Regions from separate parts of the Homo sapiens genome. Here all the other regions are linked to region 1. The links are chromatin loops, found by intact Hi-C in ENCODE. Cell type or tissue: B cell. All regions are shown on one strand.

Region 1 (2,500 bases):
TAATGAGAAGTAAACAATTGCAAGAGTCAGAGTATCCTAATCATTTAGTTATACACATTTTACTTTTAAAATGCATGATTTCTGTAATTTTGTTTTTGTGTTTAGGTAATTCTAGGTTTTAACGAGGGTTCTGTGTACCTAGAAAAAATAATATGTGCGTCTTTCAAATAGAACATGAGGAAATAGTAGTATTTGCTTTATGGAACCATGAATTCCTACCTCCCAACTAATTTTAAGTAACATGTAAACCAATGTGAATGATGAGTCCACTTTTTAGTCATTAAACAGTAATTGTAAAATGTAGTGAGATTATCAGCCCATGCAAACAACTGTTTAATGCTGTACAACTCAGACATGAACTATTTTGACTGTTTTCAGTCCCAAGAATTTGTTTAAATGAGGTTCCATTCTCTTTATTCTTAACAGATCTCAAGAATCGGGAGGGTGGAAATTTGTAACTGAAAACATGGAATTAGTTCCAAAATATGAATTGATGTTAAGAGCTGGGGTTCTAAAAATCACTTCCTTTTCTTCTGCATGTGAACGTATGGTCGAGTCCTTAAACTTTCTTTCTAAACTTCTCAAAATTCTGGTTATATATAGAAGACCCGCAGTCACAAGGGAGAAAGGGTGGGAACAGAATGTAAATTTTATAGTAGAGAAGATTTACATTTTGCGCTTTCTCACTATTCATTTGCCATTAACAAAGGTTATCTAGCAACTTTAATTTTAGTTTGGGGGGCTAACACGGGTCTTGCAAAAGAAGTTTCCTCTTGAAGCACTTGCTTTAAAAAAAGCCTTTTGGCCACCTTCCCAGGCGGTAGCGAATTAAGCTGCGCAGGCGCCTTGCTTCCCCCTCCATCAACATGTTCGATTGGCCTACGATTGATTACATCATTGGTCCGCGCAACCCTAGCAGGCTTCTGGGCCTGTAGCTGAGCCGAAGCTCTTCCTTTTGCGTAGCGGGGCGGGGCACGATGGTGGCGGGGGGGGAGGGGGGAATTGTTCTACTACGCATGCGCACCGGGGATGGCGACAGGGCCTCTTTCTTTGCTTCTCTCCACAGCTCTTCCCAGCCGGGGGGCTGAGTGCCCTCCCCCTTCTCTCCCTGCCCCTCCCCTTTCTCCCCCCTCACCGCCCAGCGGGGCTTCTAACTGACAGTTGTCGCCGGGCCCCGTCCGTGCACCGCCTCCTTCTGCCCGTGTCCCCCGCAGGTAGAGGGGGGCGGGAGGGGGTGTGAGGGAGAGGAGGAGCCGGAGCCGCCGCTGCGGCCCCCTCCGGGGAGGGGAGAGGAGAACCCCCTTCCTCCTCGCCCCCTCCCAGCCCCCCGCTGGCCCGGGAGGGGGTGGGGCGCCGAGGCCGCGGCGACCCGGCAGGGCCTGGCCGGTGAAGAGCAGGCGGGCGGGGTGCGGAGGGGTGAGGCCGGCGAGGGCCGTGCGCGCGCCGCCGCCGGGGGGGAGGGGAGAGGAGGGCACCTAGGCTCTCCTCTTCTCTCCCCCCTCCTCGCGCGCCATGTAACCCCGCCCCGCCGGCGGTGAGCTCAAGACCCCCGCGCGCACCGAGCCGAGCCGGCGGCTGAGGAGAGCCAGGCCCGATGTGGCGGGGGCTACGCGCCGCGGCCGAGCCGTGAGGAAGCGGCTCGCGCTCACGCGTCCCCCAGCACCTCGAGCGGCTGTTCCACACCGCCCAGCCTAGGCCTGCCGGGGCATGAGTGTGCCCGGGACGCCGGGAGCGATGGAGCCGGCTGGGGAGGAAGAGCGGCCGCCACCGGCGGCCGAAGGAGAGGACGACGAGGAGGAGGTGGCAGCGGCGGCCCAGACCTCAGGGCCGGCCCACGGAAGGAGTGCCTCCTCGCTGGAGGACGCGGACGATCAGGAGGAAGAGATGGAGGCGATGGTGATCGGAGGCGGTTGCTGCAAGGAGCAGGAGCTGACCTACGAGCTACAGCAGGGCTACCGCATCCTGGGCGAGTTCCTGCAGGAGAAGCACCGGGGCCTCACCGCCCCCTTTCTGCAGCCCTTGGGGGGCGTTGCCACCGCGGAGGAGGAGGTGGCGGAAGGGCCGCGCAGCGGGGGCCGGGGCGGTCGCGCCTTCCCGCAGCAGCCCGGACAGGGCATGTGTCTGCTGCAGATGGAAGAGAAGTTCGCCAGCGGCCAGTACGGGGGCATCACCGAGTTCGTGGCGGACTTCAGGTTGATGCTGGAGACGTGCTACCGCCTGCACGGAGTGGACCACTGGATCTCCAAACAGGGCCAGAAGCTGGAGATGATGCTGGAGCAGAAGTTAGCGCTTCTCTCTCGGTAAGCGAGCCCGGTCCCCGGTGGGACTGACAGACTGACACAAACACACACTCACACGTGCCCGAGGATGGGCTGGGCCAGGGGCCTGGGGGCGGCGCTGATAGGTGCTGAGTCGGTGCTGGAGAAGCCCGGGAGGAGGAGCGGCGCTGGGCGGGGACCGGAGGGGTGTGGTGGGTGTGGGCCGAACCCGGCTTGCGCGT
Region 2 (2,500 bases), 50 kb after region 1:
TTAGAAGCTGTTCGAATGATAGAAGGGTGTCATTTTTGGGTGATCTTTCTAAGCATGTGGTACTATGTTAAATAATTGAATCAAGATTCCATTGCAAGGAATTGAGCTTGAAATAAGATATATCAGATGTGTAAAAAGTAATGAGCTGCTTTATAGGAAATGACTGAGAAGGTAATGTAATCTACAGTGTTTGATTATTTCCAGGCCCGTATCTGTGAAAAGGTTATTATATAGTTCTGTAGTGATAGCACTAGAGACCCTAACTACATGTGTCTTACGGAGAAAACTTTTAGCATACCAGCTGAAGATTTCAAAATATAAAGAGAGTGAAAGGATTTACTATACTCCATGTCCTTTTATTTTTTCAATCCTTCTACTTTTTGTCTAAAAAACCGAGTACTCATTGAGTGCTTATTGTATGCCAGGCACTGTTCTAAGCCTTTATACATGCTATCTCATTTAATCTTCATGAAGACTTCAAAAAATAAATATTACTATTATTCCCCATTATTACAGATTTTAGAGGTTTTTAAAAATTGAGATGGAGATTTATTTGTCCAAAGTCACACAGCTAGAGCTAGTAAGTGACAGGATTAGGAGAAAGGATCTTGCAAGATAATTAGGATACCATTAAAGAGCTATGAAAAGAAGCTGGCAGGGGTAAGATGAAGGGGTAGATGATAACTATAACGAGACAATTCTAAATCCAGGTAAGGATTGATTATGTGACTTTTCTATCACAATGATAGAAGAAAATTCTATTTTGAGAGAGATGCTGCAATAAGTAGCAGAATTTGGCAACTGATTCAATATTCTAAGTTAAAGGGTAAAAAGAAATGGGTGTTCAGGAGTTACTGAATTATGTGATAGCGTTAAAGAATTACCAGTATGATAAGAAATTTGCTTATAGGTAAGAAGAATAAAAGGAAAATAAACTGTTTTGTTAAGGTCAAATTGCTTACTTGAGATAGAACACTCCAGAAACTCCTAGAATATAGTTAGCTCAAGACATGCACATTTAGTAAATAAAAGACAAGTTTAGGCTCTAGTTCTGTGACTTTACATCCCAGGCACTTTGCAAATTCACTGTTTAATAATACAAATACCCTTGAGTTTTTACTTGCAACAATGATTAATATCTTAGTATTCATTTATTTATTAAGGTTCCTAAGGCGAAAGTACAGAGGGAGGAGTGAATGTGTTGGGATAATTTTAAAACATGGAAAGGCTAAATCTAGGAAAGCATTGAAGTACCTTTTTTTTTCTGTTCTTTTTCTTCCTCCTATCCCTCCCTGAGAGACAGGATCTCGCTATGTTGCCCACCTGGCCTCGAACTCCGGGGCGCAAGCCATCCTCTCACCTCCGCCTCCCAAGTAGCTGGGACCACAGGCGAGCTGGGATCACAGGCATGCACCACCACACTTGGCTTAAAGTGGAAGTCTGAGTATGAGTAGCCCAGAGGTCTGAGGAGTGAAGACAGGAAAACCAGGTGAAGGAGAAGGGTAAAGAATGAGGAATAAGAAACTGAGAAAGGGGAACTGAAAGGGGGATGATAATCACCTTCTTATGTAAAGAAATATGCCATTTCTTTTATAAAAGGCATATTTCCAGATTCTAGAAAACTAGAGTTTTATTCCTCAGTTACAGTATAAAATATATCTTTAGTTATAATTTTCCCTCTCAGGTTGGGCATTCTTTTCTTAAGTTGTTCTAAGCATAGTGTTTTAGAAAGCTTCATTAGGGTATACTTTTGTAACATTAATTACTAAGGTTTATTATTAAGGTTTATTAATGTTTCCTTATGCATTTTCCAGGTACAGGCTGACACTTTCTGTTTTAGGCTCAAGAGTGGTATTGAAATTCTGTGTATGTTTTAATTTGACTTCTGATTTCAGCATAATTATAGGTTTGAGAATTTTATTCTATTTTATATGACCAAGTAACTTAGGGCAGTGGAAGTAAAAGGCCTGGGATATGATCAAGTTGAGTGATAAGGGAAGGGAAGCCCACTGGTAGTATGTAACTTGCCCTGTATATATTTTGTCCTGAAGCAAAAACAGGTTACCAAATAAAGGCATGATTTTGTAGTATCTCATGCTCGATTTTTAAAATAATATTTAATTTTTTTGAAGTGCTGATGTTTTTACTGAAGAATACAGGAAAATTTATACTGAAATTGTTTTTTTCAGGATATATACTGAAGGTATTAAAAAATAGTAAATGTACAAATCATCCAACCCTAATAAAAAGGAATGCTCTGAACCAAACAGAAGCAGATTACATCCCTTTCAAAAATTTGAAAGAATGCAGTATTTTACCATAAAAAGAGTACAGCTTTGAAGTGAGACAGACCTAATTTCACATGTATGCTCCTAGTGCATATTAGCTACAGCTCCTCCATCAGTTTCTTTACCTGTTTATAGCCTGTTTCTTTATCTGTGATAAGTGAGGTAATACCTACTTGGCTGTATTGTTAAGATTAATTAGAATAACAAATGCG
Region 3 (2,500 bases), 72 kb before region 1:
CTTGAAATGTTTGGCCAACTTTTAGTAACAAAGTGAGGTTTTAACATTCCTCGTCCAAGGGGGTTTTCCAAATCAAGGCCTGCATATTGTCTCATTTGCTCCCTCAATCTGTTTAAGAATCTAGCAGGTCCCTCATCTTTTTCCTGTTGAATATCAAATGCTTTAGAAAGATTTTGAGTTCGGGGTACTGATTCTCGAATTCCTTTTATTATCATCTTCCTTAGGTCCTTCACGTTTTCCCAGTGATTTGCATTGTTATTGTCCCACTGGGGGTCTCGGGTGGGAAATTTATGGTCTGCAGGAGGAACATTTTGACCAGAAGGGTGCTCACATTCCCAAACCACCATAGCAGCCCTCCGAATCGTACTTCGTTCTTCCCCTGAAAAGAGGACACCCAAAATGGACATCAACTCAGCCCAGTGTATATCTGAGGCCCTAGAAATTGATCAATTTGATCTGCTACTCCATAAGGGTCATCCAATAATGGCTTAAGCTCCTTTTTTAAATTCTGGACTTCTGAACTGGTCAAGGGAGAGTTTACAAAGCCAATAGCCACCCCCTGTCCTTGTGGTACCACCCTTAGAGGAAAGAAAGTTGGATCTGGCTCTTTAGGTGTGGAGGGAAATGGAAAGTTTCGAATATCTTTTTTACATTGCTCTATTTCACATTGAAGCCCCTTTAAAGAGGGATACTTAATAGTTTTGTTGAGGAGGGGGGCAGGCTCACAAGATGGTAATTCTGCAAAGTGAGGATTATAGGCAGGAGGAGCAATATGAGTATATGAGTATAGAAACCACAGGTCGGGGAGGGATCTGCAGCAGCAGCTGGGGGAATGGAACACGGGCAAGTGACACAGGTGAGGGAGTGGCCTGAAACAGCTGGGCAGTAACCCGAAACCGCAGCCAGAGGGACGGAATCGGGAACAACTGGAAGAGTGACACAAGCAGGGGAGGGACCTGAAATGGAAACGGGAGCTGGAGGGGCGGGACTGGGGGGCAACCAGAAGAATGATGCAAACAGGGGAGGGACCTGAAACGGAAATGGGAACCAGAGGGGCGGGATCGGGGCGGCCAGAAGAGTGACGCAAGCAGGGGAGGGACCTGAAACGGGAACCGGAGGGGCGGGATTGGGGGCAGCTGGAAGAGTGACACAAGCAGGGGAGGGACCTGAAACAGGAACTGGAGGAGTGGGATGGGGGCACTGAATGGAGGAAGGTGATCTAGAGGGTCCCACGTGTTAGTGGGTGTGGGTTGTCTAGACATGGGAACTCTTTCCCTGCCAGAGGGGTTGGCTTCTGGCTTTCTCCCTCCGGAGTCTAAAGGGTAAAGGAGGATAGGTCCCTGCCACCAATAGAGGGTGTAATCAATTTCTTCCTGGGAAACAGGGCTCTTATCATTAACATGCTCAATTAAGAGCTGACAAATCCGCTCCTCATTTGACCCAAATTTTGGCCAGAAAAGTGAGGGTTTCAGGATGGGTTCTCGAGCCCAAATAAAACAAAAATATTTTATCATCTGCTGTTTTCGTTTATACTTGGTCCTCTCATTATCTTTCCAATACTTTAGCATAAGCCCCAAGGGGCTATCAGAAGGAATTTCATTGCTCTCTTGACTCTTTAGTTTTCCTGTCTTACATGAAACATTCCCCATCTTAGGGGTTATGGGGGGCTCTAACCTCTCCTGTTAGAGGTGTCTACCCCCCTCTTTCTAGAGGCTCAATGAGGCTTTAAGAGGGGGTTCAACCTGTTGTGTTGGAGGTGTCTTACCTCCCCCTTTCTGGAGGCTTAGCCTCTCCCGTTAAGGGTTTCCTGCATATCCTATAGCTCACCCCTCTGGAGGCTCCTTGTACCCTTCTTTCTCTTTGTCTACTGTGACTCTTCCTGCCCCTAGTCGATAGATGGCAACACGAAACCGCAGAGAAGACTCACTCACTCCACACAACCATAATGCTTAGCCCCATTCACACACTGTCAAACTCCAAATTATCCTGACCACCAAGGAAATACTTTGTCACCTTTGTGAAGTCTCCTACCTTTTTCCATGCACAAGAATTACCTGGTCCTCTTATTGCCACGGTCTTGCAAGCCTCTCCTCCCTGCTTTGCTGAGAACCCAGATTTATTCATCACAATGGGTGGGCCCTGACCCCCCTCACCCTCTGGCCACCATAACAAGACAGTGGGACCCCTGGGTGAGGTGACCAAAGACCCCCTTCCCAAAGGAGAGTATTTGAGCCCCAGAATTTGGGCACCAGAATTGTTGAGAATAATGCCCAAAATCCTAAGGAAATTGAACACTCAAACAAAGGATTCTTAACCAAGCAATTTTACTTTTGCGCAGAGGGGTGCTTCTCCTTGGCCGGTCACCATGAGAGCACACCTGAACAAAGGGGCATGAGAGCCTTTATTCCTAATGCAAGTCCTGACCCTGTACCCTTTCCCCATTGGCCGGGGTCGGGCCCTACAATCTAAACTAGTCCCAATTGGCTAAACATTTGAACCT

The links. Peaks named below come from ENCODE experiments on the same cell type or tissue, not always from the same donor. Only the 100,000 strongest peaks of a DNase experiment are listed, where the experiment ranks them.
Region 2: a loop joins it to region 1, with 2.0 times the contacts of the local background. A loop is called at or near these places in 16 of 110 quality-filtered maps.
Region 3: it touches region 1 in a loop (7-fold over the local background); 6 of 110 quality-filtered maps call a loop at or near these places.

Annotation. Positions count from the first base shown.
Region 1 is chr9:6,006,995-6,009,494 of GRCh38, reverse strand. It overlaps BRD10 (bromodomain containing 10), which reads left to right and starts at 1,013. Exons shown (of 8, transcript NM_001017969.3): 1 at 1,013-2,300. The coding sequence starts at 1,708. It overlaps MIR4665 (microRNA 4665), which reads right to left and starts at 1,669; the gene lies at 1,591-1,669. RefSeq lists silencers at 946-1,465, 1,516-1,745, 1,936-2,095, 2,486-2,500 and enhancers at 983-1,482, 1,483-1,984, 2,116-2,345. In B cell, no CTCF peak of the experiment used is centred here; DNase peaks (open chromatin) are centred at 1,024, 1,434 and 2,404; H3K4me3 peaks cover 2,247 bases; H3K27ac peaks cover 2,272 bases.
Region 2 is chr9:5,957,416-5,959,915 of GRCh38, reverse strand. The region is part of intron 3 of BRD10 (bromodomain containing 10); the gene reads left to right. Among named protein-coding and RNA genes, the nearest start is that of MIR4665, 49 kb to the left of the region's middle. In B cell, no CTCF peak of the experiment used is centred here; a DNase peak (open chromatin) is centred at 1,485.
Region 3 is chr9:6,078,971-6,081,470 of GRCh38, reverse strand. No RefSeq gene overlaps it. Among named protein-coding and RNA genes, the nearest start is that of RANBP6, 65 kb to the right of the region's middle. In B cell, no CTCF peak of the experiment used is centred here; a DNase peak (open chromatin) is centred at 1,080; H3K4me3 peaks cover 1,174 bases; H3K27ac peaks cover 911 bases.